2 separate regions of the Homo sapiens genome follow, and region 2 is linked to region 1. A link is a contact called in ENCODE Hi-C or POLR2A ChIA-PET data. All regions are on one chromosome and are shown on one strand. Each heading gives the region's core, a stretch centred on a gene start or an enhancer-like site at or near the end of the contact. The rest is flanking DNA. Distances are from core to core; before and after follow the strand shown. Region 1 has its middle 24 kb from the start of FAM181B. Region 2 overlaps PRCP (prolylcarboxypeptidase).

Region 1 (6,440 bases), core at 2,218-4,717:
TGCGCCCACTTCCAGGTTCAAGTGGCAGAAGAACAGAAGGAAAAAGAAAGCAATTGAGTTTGTCACACTCTCTTAGGAACATAGTTGCTCTGACTGGGAAGGAAAATTCTCCCATCCTTCAAAATTTTACTTGCCTGCAAGTCCTCTACCACTGCTGCCACTCACCTTGATGCTACCATCACTACTGCAAGACTGCTTGAGGATTAGGGCATGAGAGAATTAAAAAAAAAAAAAAAGGAAAGAAAAAAAGGGATTCCTCAATACTCTCACTGAGTAAGATGCTCCTTGAGACAGAATAGAATAATTTTTCTAGTGCTCTCCATCCATGACACTGTGTACTTCTTATTTTCAGGCCATGAGTCCAGTCTGGAGAATGTCGGAGGTAAAAAATGGTGAACGCACTGCCATTTGGTGGTATTTCAGATTCTGGTCTTCCTTAATCTACCTACTACTATTTTCTCTTCAGGGTCCTCATTGCTGCCTTGTGTATTCTGTCCAGGTTTAATAGTTACCTTCAGTGGGAGAGGCAGAGTGAAGTGTGTTTACTCCATCTTATCCGGATCTATAACTTTCAAATATATTTTATTTCACAGTTTGTTAGTGTGATATAAAACTTTATTTAGACATTCGGTATGTGGGCCTTCATGCATGTGTACACTTGCCTCAGGCCCTGCAAATGTAGGAGCAGGCATGGTTGCGAAGATTTAATGAAAGGGAATAAGTAGAGAGAACAGTATGTGTTTGCAAAATATCTATCAGATATTGGACACCAAGGAAACAATATTTATTATCTGGTGTTTGTAATCATCTCTACAAAATACCTGAGATAAAACACCTAATTAATGTTGGATTATCTTCAGTTCAGGGAACTCACTGCCTTCTGAGATGGCCGATCTCATGCTTAGATAGTTCTGTGGTGAATTTCTTCATTATATTGGTTTAAGATTTATTTTCTTCTAGCTTTTTATTCATGGCTTCCAGCTGAAGTATTTGCTTTTTGAAATAATAAGTCTAATCTCTTTCTCAAATGCAGTACTTTAATTATTCAAAGAAAGTTGTTTCTAATTTTCCCTGGGCTAACATTCTCTTTCCATTGTCTCTCATTCCTTTCCCCCTCCACCGCTGCTTTTCTTATCTTCCCTTTCTTCTCTCCTTTCTTTTACATCAGTCACAAGTATTTATTAAATCTCTACCTGTTGTAATATCTGTCAGGCACTCAGGATACCTTCTTTCCTTTCCTCAGAAAGATTATACACTGTTTAAAATAAAGGGCTTTTTTTTCACTCTATGCTATAAGAATGTTCTGAACCTTATGGAAGCATCCTTTCTCTCATGGTTTAATTTTGATCATCCTCCTTCTCCCAGTCGTTTTTCTCTATACAAGCTATAACATACCAACAATCTCCTTAACTTGTGGTATGACCGTAGACCAATCAGTGCAGATCTGGAAAGTCCTCTTATCTCCCATTTTATAAGGCTAAATGTCTTTTGAATAGGTTGATGATTATTTATGTAGGCATAAGTCATGACTGGAAGAATGCATTTGAATGGCTGATGCCATATGCAGAAGGTGGACTGGTCATATATGCATTTTCTAATGAGTATTCTCCCCACAGCTAAATGTCAAACTGTAATTAAGTGCACAGAATTCACACAGAATGGCATAACTATTCTATAGTCTGGCAATTTTTAATGTAAGATGAATAAAACTTTATGTGTTGCTCTGATGAAGAGGAAGACTCTGATAACCATTAGGGTAGATTTGGACATAGTCTATCCCAGAAGTTGTCACAGGCAGCAGTTTTGCTATAAATCCAGAATTTTATGTTGTGGAGGGCCCATGATTTATACTGGTCAACTGTGACTCATTTATGGTAGATAGATGCAGGATAAAACAATACTATTTAGTGGATCATCATAGTTACTATTAAAAATAAAGACATGCATGTACGATTTTTTCAATTTTAGAGTATTTTCAAGGTGACTTTAAATTGCCTGATGCTGCATCCTAGAAACTAAATCGATGGCTTAGAATTCAAAAAATGAAGTGGGTTCTAGAAAGAGAGCATACAGTTTCTTAGGAAGGAAGTTTTGCTTTTTCGATAGAGCTTTGCAACTGAAAATTTGTATTTGGATTCCAGTGACCCTGAACAATGAGGGTGGAAGTGGGTCTTTATTTTTTTCACGCTGCTTTTCAGATTTCTCCTTAAATTCTCTGTGATAACTGACTGTCATTTTTGATGTTAAAAACATTCTTAAAGATGAAAGCCAGAAAAGACCTTGACTAGGGTAATGAAATCTGTAATACACCCTGGAACAGACTATATAAAGATTTGAAGACAGACGAAGTACAGAAAGGCATGTTAAGAAGAATTCCCAGCTCATGGCAGCTTAGTGGAGAAAAGCTAAGATCACCATATGGTTATTTTTTCTGCCAAAGCACAGTGGCTTTTGCTTCTTGCACATACGAGTTATTGGAAATCATAGCATTTCAGCATACACTAGTGAAAGTTCTATCTCACCATGCTAAGAAGTTATAACTTAGAAGAGGAAGTTGAAGAGAAAATTCTTCAGAGGATTTACACCTACTTGTGAAAATCTCAAATCTAAAAGAGAGGCTACTGAGTCAGATTTCAGAGCAAAATACTCACATCAAATATAGCTCTGATTTGTAGTGTATGAAGAAAGAACTGGTTTTCCTCTGAGAGATATTTCTTATCCCTGACTGAAACAGCAGAGAAACTGAAAAGAATGGCCTTTGGTCCTTCAAATGTTCAAAGAATGAAAGTGAAAGCCTAGTCTTAAACAAAATATTAAAAAAAATTTTTTTAACCAATACTTCTTGTGGCATGTAACAGAGTCTCCTCCTATCTCCTTCTCAAAATTAGATCATTCGTCCATATCCTCTAAGAGCCTAAGATTCACTTTGGGATGACTCTGGTGAACAAAAAGCAAGCACTACCTCAAGCCTGCAATTCTGAGCTTTTATGTCTCATTGCCTGTCACAGGGAAGCTTCCTGGACATTTTAGATTTTTTTATAAACTGCAATTCAATAAAAATGAAGATTTTCCTTTTAGGTCACCATTTCTTCTGGCAGACTGAGCCTAAAGTGCACTTTATTTCCCTTTAATTTAACAGCTCCAGCAGCTTTTCCAGTTAAATCGACTGTTCATTATTGAGCCCCATTTAGGAAGGGGCTGTGCAGTGCAGTTTAATGAATCCTTGGCACAAAGCTCCCTTTCAGGACTGGGAAAGAATAGGGGCTGTTCAGGCCCTGTAGGGCTGTATGTCAAAGCCAGCCCATAATGCCTGTCAGCCAAGGGCAGAAATTCCCACTGATATAAGAATGTGCAAGAAATCAACTTTCACCACCGACGAGCAGATTAAGACACGATCAGGAAATGAGACTGTAGGTTTAGAACAGTGACACCTGTTTGAAGAGAGCGATTTTCCCATCCCTTGATCACTGAGTGGCTGGAGTGGGGGCTGGGCGAAGCTGCAGCACAGCCAAGCCCTCAAAGCCCTCCAGGTCCTCTGAGAGGGGAAGGAAAGACAGTGGGTGGGGGCATCTTTGAGCTAAACTCCATGCTAAGTGCCTTAACAAACTTTTTCTACTTTAATTCTTATAACAAGCTATGAGGATTATTTGCATATGACAGGGGAGGAAACTGAAGCTCAGGTGCTTTCATTTCTGGTTCAAGGTTACACTGCTAATTGGCCACTAAATGGCAACGATGGGATGCAGCATAGACCTGTTTGGCTCTAGGATGTCTGTCTTTTCCAGAGCTCTGAACTGAGGTTCATCAAATAAATGTGATCCTTTAGAAATAGCTGTACTTTAAAATTCTTAATTGTGCGGGGTATGCACTGAATGTGTATGTGTTGGGCACATGTGATATGTTGGGAATATCAGCACATGAGACATAGCATGATGGTATGAGGAGTGGTAGTTAAGGTACTGCCTTTACTGCTAGACCGGCCCAGGTTTGAATCTCAGCTCTGATAATGCTTATGTCTCTCAGACCTTGGGAAACTTTGGGAAAGTCCCTCTCACTAAGCCTTGGTTGTGTTATTCTTTCTCCCAACCCTGCCCCAGCCACACAGAGATCAAGGATGGTGGCTACGGTTACTCTGGTATTGCTAAGTACTCTTTGAAAGTTAAAATGGTCCAAAAGGTTTCTACAGAAGGGAGTCCTAGATGTCTTTGTGTTACATTAGTACCATGAGATTCTGAGTCCTCAAGGTGGGTGTGTGTATTGGTTTTCTTCCAGTATCATGGGGCAGATCAAGACTGTGGAAGTACGTTTTCAAAAAGGTGAAATCATGACTCTTAAGCAAATATAATATGGACCACATGTAAAAAATTGTTTAACTCATTAATTAGTAAGAGAACCACTGAAATGTTAGGACTGGTTCAAAGAACATTTAAGAAGTCAGATATATATACATATATATATATATATACATATATATATATATATACACACACACATATATATATGAAATGTTAGGAAAGTTCATTAGTTACAAAGAACTGAGATATATATCATCGTGGTCATCTGTTCCATTGACAGAAATTATTTGCATATCTACCAGAAAAAACTCTACCAAGTAAAAAATAATTGTACTAAATCTAATAGCAAGTAGTGAGAAGAATGAAATACATTCCTCTAGACAATCTTTGGCTGTTCTTTTTTCCTGTATAACATTGAAAGAATGTGGAACTAAACTTTCTGCCTCCATTCCAAGTTTTGGATAATTTTTCTGGTAACCCCCATATTTTATATGTAAATTTGGACCATCTAAAGAAAAGAAGTAATTTGTGTACATCATAGGGTTAGTTGCAAAGGCAGAAGTAAAACTCAGGTCTGCTGTCTCCTCTACATGGCTGTGAGACCACGTAGCAACCCTGTTTCTTTAAGCTAACGTTTCCACTAGAGACCAAAGAGTGAGAGGAGTTTCACTTTTCTGAGCGTAAAGAGTGAAGGGATACGCATTTTCCAGGGCAGTTTTAAACCAGTTTCAACTAAATTTAATAAGTATGCCAGTTGATCCACATCATTAAGGTAGAAATTAGGAAGTCAACCTCAGAGTTTACTTCTTGCTAATAGCATAGGGGTGATTTGGTTGCTTAGACAGGGCTCCCTGGAAACAGAGCTTGAAACGGAGAGTTGTATGCAGAAGGTTGATTGAGAAGGACTCTTAAAGGATGCATATGTACGAAGTGAGGAAGTCAAGATTGGATGAAAAGAGAAACTGACTTGTCATCAGCCTGAGCTAATCCCATGGGAAGCTCTGGAGCTGGAATGCCCTTTGGGGCCCGACTCAAGTTGAGGAAAGAGAGGTTTTGCCTTTGTATCCCTGCATCAGCCAGTCATTGGTCTCTGGTGCGCCTGGGAAGGGGTATGAATTTGGCTAATCCAGTTTCCTTCAGCAGAGGTTCAATGCTTGGTGAGGGGGCCAGCTGTAAGCCATTAGTAGCCAGCCAGCTCAGCAGCTAGGGGACGGGTTAATCAGCCCTTAGGTGGGATCTGCGCAGAGCTTCATGGTATCCACTACATTTGGCTTTTATTACAAGAATATCTGTAATAAAAATATAACAACTCAAGGGTCAACACCAATGGATGAGTAGTGAATGTCAGGAGCACTATGTTGAGAGGGGTTCTAGGCTCATCTGGGCTCAGTGGAAAGAGTGTGAAGATGGATAAGTGATGTCCATACAAGAGAGTGGAAAGTGAGGTTACATTTCTTCTTGAATTTGATGGTGGTGAAGGGTGACTACATCACACAGTTTGCCGTGAACCATCCAGGGTAATTCTAAATGATGTTACCTTGTATTCAAAAATTTCCTTGTTCAGAAGCTCGATTTTATGGACATCCTAACTAAGAGGTTCTTTTCTCTGCATCCCAGTGGAACAAGTAGCCTAGTATCTTCGGTGCATTTAGGATTTCAAAGAACACTGGCAGAGAGAAATTCCTTCAGCAACTTCTGCTTCTAACTTAGCAGCACAAAACTCCCTTTAGGCAGAGATCTACCGTTCCTGGCAATCTTCCTAGAATGGGTAAGGAGGAGGTGGAATGTGGAGACGTGAGGCAAAGTACAGGGAGAATAAAAACAGATTACAATCACAAAGAATTATTCTGTCACATGGTAAAGCAGAACTTTGCAGATATATCCATCTCTGGCCTAGCTGAAGAGGGTTGACCCTGTACTTAAAATCAGACACTCAGAAAGTTGGAAGGAAAGGTAGAGATCATCTCTTCATTTTATAGATGGAATATAGTCCAAAGTTACACTCTAGGTACTTGTGGAGTGGGGATTAGGACTCTGGTTCCTTAAGCCTCCCAGGCTAATGCTTCTTCCACTGGACCAGCACTTATTTGTCTTCTGTTCTCAAAAAAGAAATTAGTAGGATCTGTAGCAGTGACAACAACATGG
Region 2 (5,884 bases), core at 1-2,500, 110 kb before region 1:
TATCAGTGGCCTAATGGAGTTAGCAATAGTAGTGTAGTAACAATTATTGTCAGGTCAGTGAAAAGACCAACATTCCACATATTCTGCAATGTAACTGTTAGTAAATGGCTGGGAGATTTGTCCTTCATTTTGCAAATTTAGGAGAAAGATACTCACTCTTAAGTGTCGCCTACCGAGGGTTGAAGTTTATAGTCAGCTTTATCTGCATGAGCGTGTTATAATGCAAGGAGTATAAAGATCTGGGTTTTCTTGGAGGCGGGATTGGGTAGGGGTTAAAAGCACATGAAAAGAATTACATTTGATTCCTAATTATTAGTTACATTACCTTGGGCAAGCTCTCTGACCTCTCTGAGCATCAGCCTTCTTATTTTAAAACTGGGTGATGAAAGTGGCCCCAGAGGGTAACTGCCGAGATGGTGAAGGGATCTGTGTAGAGCAACAGCACTGTGGCAGACACGTGGTAGGTGCTCTGTGTTATTCCCTCCCATCCCCACCTCTCCCACCCCCGCTGTCCCCAAGTTGCCATCAAAACTAACAGATGTAATGTTGCTACTGATTTTTCTGGATGCGAACTTTATTCTTGAGTGGTTTTAAAGTCCAAATAATTACTTTTATACAATAAACATCATTTAAAGGATGGTCTCTTTTCTTCTTGCCTACCCATTCTCACAGATCTATTTCTCCTCCACATGGTAAAGTGGGGAAGCATGTTTTGAAATTTCTTGGGCCATAAAAAAAATTATAAAAAAGAAAAAATGAAATTTCTAGGACCACGTGCTAGAAAGAACTGCTGTGCATGACTAGAGAGGTTTGTTTCCTTTCCAAGGTCATACGGTGTTGTCTTTACCATGCTATTATTTATTTTAATTGGTTCAATAAACCAAACTGCAAAAATAAAGTTCTAGCTCTGCCTCTGCCTTGTGACCATGGCTAAGTCATGTGACCTCTTCGAGCCTAATTTCTTCAGTTGAGCAACACAGACGGAATGGTTTCTAAGGCCCTTGTGACCTTTCCGTGTTGTAATTCATAAAATCTTTATTCAGGAGCCCAGAACAGGGAGTGGCACGTGGGTCCCACTTCTCAACAGCAGAGGGCATGCTGCCCCTAGTGTGCCTGGCCATTAGGTGTTGAAAACTATCTAGTTATCTAGCCAGAAGTTGATATCCTTGATGATAGGAAGGAGCCAAGGAAATTCTGTAAATTCATGTTGTGCAAAGAACATTTCACTACGTATTTCCAGTTGTTTAGCACCTAGGTGAAGCACTCAGAAAATAGGAGATTTTGACATTCTAAGGTCCTGTAATTCTGTGAAGAACTTAATCTGTCTCCCATCTAAGTACTCCGTGCTTAGGATTGGTGTGCAAATGGGATAGAGAGGAGAACTAACATCTTTTAAGCACGTATATATCTGGAACTATGCCTGGTACATTAGGTGCATTTTCCCTATCCTCACAGAAATCCTTTGAATTGTATGTGGTTATCCTTATTTTATACAGGAAGATACTAAGGTTCAGAGAGGTTAAGTAATTTGCCCGAGGCTTCACAGTTAGAAGAGATTCAAGTTCAGGTCTTTTAACTCCGAAGTCTGCTTTCTTGCCAGGGTTCCTCTCTCTTTTCCCCAATCTTAACAATCAAGGCTGATTGCTGGGAGCAGGAGTACCTTGGGCATGGCCACACAAGGGAATTTGGCTTTCTCTGGTTCTGAAGTTCTTGTGGCCCTTGTGATTCTAGATGGAAGTGTTTCTCTGGCAAGAACTTTATATCAGTTATATTTAGCATGACATATACAAACACATACCCATGTTTTCAAATCTGAAAATTTTAGACTGGATTATTAATGTTTTTCTTTGTGGGATGCTTTTAAAGGCTACGGCAATATCTCAGTTTACATGAAGACTCAGTTCTGTAGTCAGTGGGTGAGGTGAAAATCATTAGGGCAAAATTATCTTCAAGAATCTCATGGGAAGGCATCTTGTTAGAGAGCCATGAGCTTCCTTTCTTTAAGTCCAACACAGTCAGTCTTTCCTCCCTTGTTGAAACCTGCTGAGTTTCGAAAGGTGTTCCTGTGGTGGTTTCTCATGTTGAGTTTCAAATGATACAGTTAGCTTATATTTGGGGGTATGTTCAGTGGTAATTCAAATCTTTAGACACCAGAGTCTCATTCAGCATGATGAGATACTTACAGTATTTCAGGTACTCTGAAACCTAGAACAAGAGAAGGAATAACAAATTAATGTCTATTTTGGTGCTTATTCTAACTCAGTGGTTTTCAAAACTTTACAGAATCACCTGTACGGCTTGTTAAAGCACAGTTTACTGGGTTTTACCCTCATGGTTTCTGATTCTGTAGGTCTGGGATTCAGCCAAGGGGATTGCATTTTCAGCAAGTTCTCAGGTGAAGCTGATACTGCTGGTCTGGGGACCTCACCTGGAGAACCACTGTACTAATTGAATGGAAGCAGGTGGAATCACTTATCCGTCTTCCTTTCACTGTCTGTCTGCCTTTCTTGCCCTTTCATTTTTAGGCTGAGTGGATATAGTTGAATTAGCTTAAGTTAAATTCAGGGATTGCAGCTCAGCCAACTCTTTATCCCATTGCTTAGCTTAGTACTTGGCCCAAAATAGGAATTCAATAGATTCTTGTTGAGTGAATGATTGAGTAAATTAACATGTATAATGGAAGGGTTTATAGCACATGGACATCATTATTACATACCTCGTCCATAAAAACTGCTTATTTTCCTGAAAAGTAGACAGTCTTTAGATTAGAATATCATATTTTAGGACTACATATGGTGATGATCATAGATACCAGGAAGTTTGCAGTTAGGTAAAGTTTTGAGACACTTGTGTTTTGGGACCAGTGGTATGAATGGGAACTGTGTGTGTAGATAGAGCTGGGTGCAGGAAGTCCCATCTGTTTTAGAATGACCTAGGCAAGTCTTACAGGGTCTGGTTTAGGTCAAAACTAAGCACTGTTCCTGGGAGACTGGAGCAGCGCTGGAACAGCCTATGTCTGACCCAGACTGGGTGCTGCATTCTCATTTCTGTCTTTCCAAAGCACTGAGGAATTTAGCCCCCATGATGCTAAAGGCTCAGTGAGACTCTGTGCTGCAGGGTAAATCTGTAAATTCAGATTGTTGTACATGAATCTTACCATGTTATAGTATTTGATAATTACATTTTAAATAGTAAGTTAAAAAATCTCAAAGGGTAAAAAGAAATCTCAAAAATATATTTAAAATTCCGTTTAAGAAATCATTTTCTTATGTAGCCAAAACAATATGAACACTTTTGACAAAATGAACAAGTCTTTAGGTCAAATTGAGTATTCCTTTTCTGAAATGCTTAGGACCAGAAGCATTTCAGATTTTGGATTTTTTTTTGGATTTTTTTTTTTGATTTTGTAATAGTCATATTATGGTTACTGACTGAATATACCTAATCTGAAAATCCAAAATTTGAAATACTCTAATGAGCCTTTCCCTTGAGTATCATGTTGGTGCTCAAAAGTTTCAGATTTGGAGCATTTGGATTTTGGATTTTTGGATTAGGGATGCTCAACCTGTATCATTTAATAACTAGTCCATATTAAAATTACACATTTGTCCCTACATCATTGTGTATATCTTGTTTGTTCAAACTAGGATCCAATCCAGGGTCATGTATTATGTCTGGTTATTATGTTCCTTAAAATTCATTTAATCTAAAATAGTCCTTTCTCATGATATTGCCTTGTCAATTGTCTTGTAAAATGTTCTACCTTCAGTATCTGTTGTCCCTTTGAAATATCTTCAACTTGCTCTTTTACCTTTATATTTCCTGGAACCTGGAAATTAGATCTAAAGGCTGGATTAAGATGAAATGAAACATTTTCGGCAGGAATACGTCATAGGTGATATGTGCTTCATGTTGTGCCACATGAGGAGATACATAATCCCTGCGTGCTCTACCATTGATGATACTAACAAAATTAATTACTAGATTAAAGTGATAGCAGCCTGATCCTTCCATTGTAGTTATGTTTTCCCCTTGTGACAAGCGAGTATTCTCTATTGTATTACTTTGATACTATATGAATGTTCATTTTCATATTATTCATTTTCCTAATGCTTTTAACACCAATTGATAATTCTTGCCTGAATCAGTAACTTTACAGAACTGTCATATTCTAATTCTGTCATTCCTTCCACATTAGCTGACATTTGACTAAACACAGCTCTTCTTTATTAACTGGGACTATTCGTAGCCATCAAACACAGTTCTGTTGGACAGGCAGGTTAAATGTTGAATTTTTTACTTTTTAATTCCCAATTTCAGAGTAAGAGTTGATTTAATAAACAAATGGTGGCAAATGAACCTTTTCCTTTCTTTCCTTTTTAGAAATATTTTTGTGGACTAATGGAGTTTCATGAATTGAATGTTTCAATTAACTACAGTCATTATTCTTTTTATGTTTAATTTGTTTTTGTTTTACGTTCAATTTATTAAAATGATTGCCAGTGATAGTTCCTTGTGGTTGGTTCCTATCTTCTTTAAATATAACTCTCCATTAATTGTGAGCACTTTCTTGCTTCCTTGCACAGCAAAATGCATAAGCTTATCTTGCAGCTTCCTTGTCCCAAATGTCAATCAGCCACTTCACTAATAAGCCCTAATTTCTTTTGGTGGGAATGATATAGACATGAAATTCTTGTAACTTAGAATATCTATGGTGTGCTGGGGTGACAAGGTTTATGGACCTTTTCAGTAGTCTATTTAGTTCATGAATTTTTAATATTGAAAGTTTGTACAATGAAAATTCAGATAGTAATGGAAAACTGTATTTTGAAAAATAATGGGATGTATTATATACTTAAAAATTGCTAAGGGAGTAGATTTTAAGTGGTCTTATCACAAAAAATGATAAATATATGAGGTAATGCTTATGTTAATTAGCTCAATTTAGCCATTCTACAGCATATACGTATTTCAGAACATCATGTTATATACACCATACGTAAAATTTTATTTGCCAATTAAAAATGCATTAAAAATTAAAAAAGGGTTCACATTGTATTTACAATTCAATTTTAACATTATGTTTTTAAGTAGCTATTTGATTTTATAATTGTATTTTTTCTTTTACATTGAAAATCTTGATCACCAATAGCAAATATTACTTTATTTTATAATATAAGGAAATGATTTCAAAATAATAATATCGATATTACTATTAATAATAAAACAGTGAAGTTTAAAATTTCTTGTGATTATTTTTGTAGTAGAGATTGATTTTAATGGAAGAATTAATTACCTTTATGTTGATCTCATTTTATTACTTTCCTTTGAAATATGTTTTGTTTTGTTTTTATCACAGGTTGATCATTTTGGATTTAATACTGTGAAAACTTTTAATCAGCGGTACCTAGTAGCTGATAAATACTGGAAGAAAAATGGTGGATCAATACTTTTCTACACTGGTAATGAAGGGGACATTATCTGGTTTTGTAATAACACGGTATGTGCAGATTCATGAAATTCCAGTGCTCAATTTGACTTTTATTATGATAACTTGGAAGAAATGTTTTGCAATATGTATGACCAAACATTGCTGTTCTTAATTGTAAAGTTCTGTAAAAAATAACAAAAAAATTAACACACTAATAATAGAAAAATAGCAAAAGCACATGAATAGGAAGTTCATAAAAGAATTAAATACAGATATCCAATAAGTCTGCATATTCAGCTTTAAAGAATTACAAATGAAAAGAATAATGTACAATTTTTGGAGAATTGAATTATTTTATTTTATTGTATTTTTCATGGACTGCCTGAACATCCCAGAGAATTGAATTTTGCAAGTTTTTTGTTTTTGTTTTGCTTTGTTTTGTTTATAAAATCT

What was found. A loop is a pair of places that touch in the nucleus more often than their neighbours do. ChIA-PET counts read pairs that join two places held with the same protein, here RNA polymerase II (POLR2A). Pooled maps may share reads with other maps.
Region 2: a pooled map shows a loop between it and region 1 (2.2-fold over the local background). The contact joins two enhancer-like sites. A Hi-C loop is called at or near these places in 1 of 50 pooled maps. POLR2A ChIA-PET finds 5 or more read pairs at or near these places in 2 of 52 experiments (Caco-2 and K562).

Annotation. Positions count from the first base shown.
Region 1 is chr11:82,754,223-82,760,662 of GRCh38, reverse strand. No RefSeq gene overlaps it. Among named protein-coding and RNA genes, the nearest start is that of FAM181B, 24 kb to the right of the region's middle. Within about 2 kb of position 3,467, at least 2 of the 41 ENCODE cell types and tissues checked have a DNase peak (open chromatin) inside an H3K27ac peak, as active enhancers do.
Region 2 is chr11:82,859,593-82,865,476 of GRCh38, reverse strand. It overlaps PRCP (prolylcarboxypeptidase), which reads left to right. Exons shown (of 9, transcript NM_005040.4): 2 at 5,360-5,500. Among named protein-coding and RNA genes, the nearest start is that of PRCP, 38 kb to the left of the region's middle. Within about 2 kb of position 1,250, at least 4 of the 41 ENCODE cell types and tissues checked have a DNase peak (open chromatin) inside an H3K27ac peak, as active enhancers do.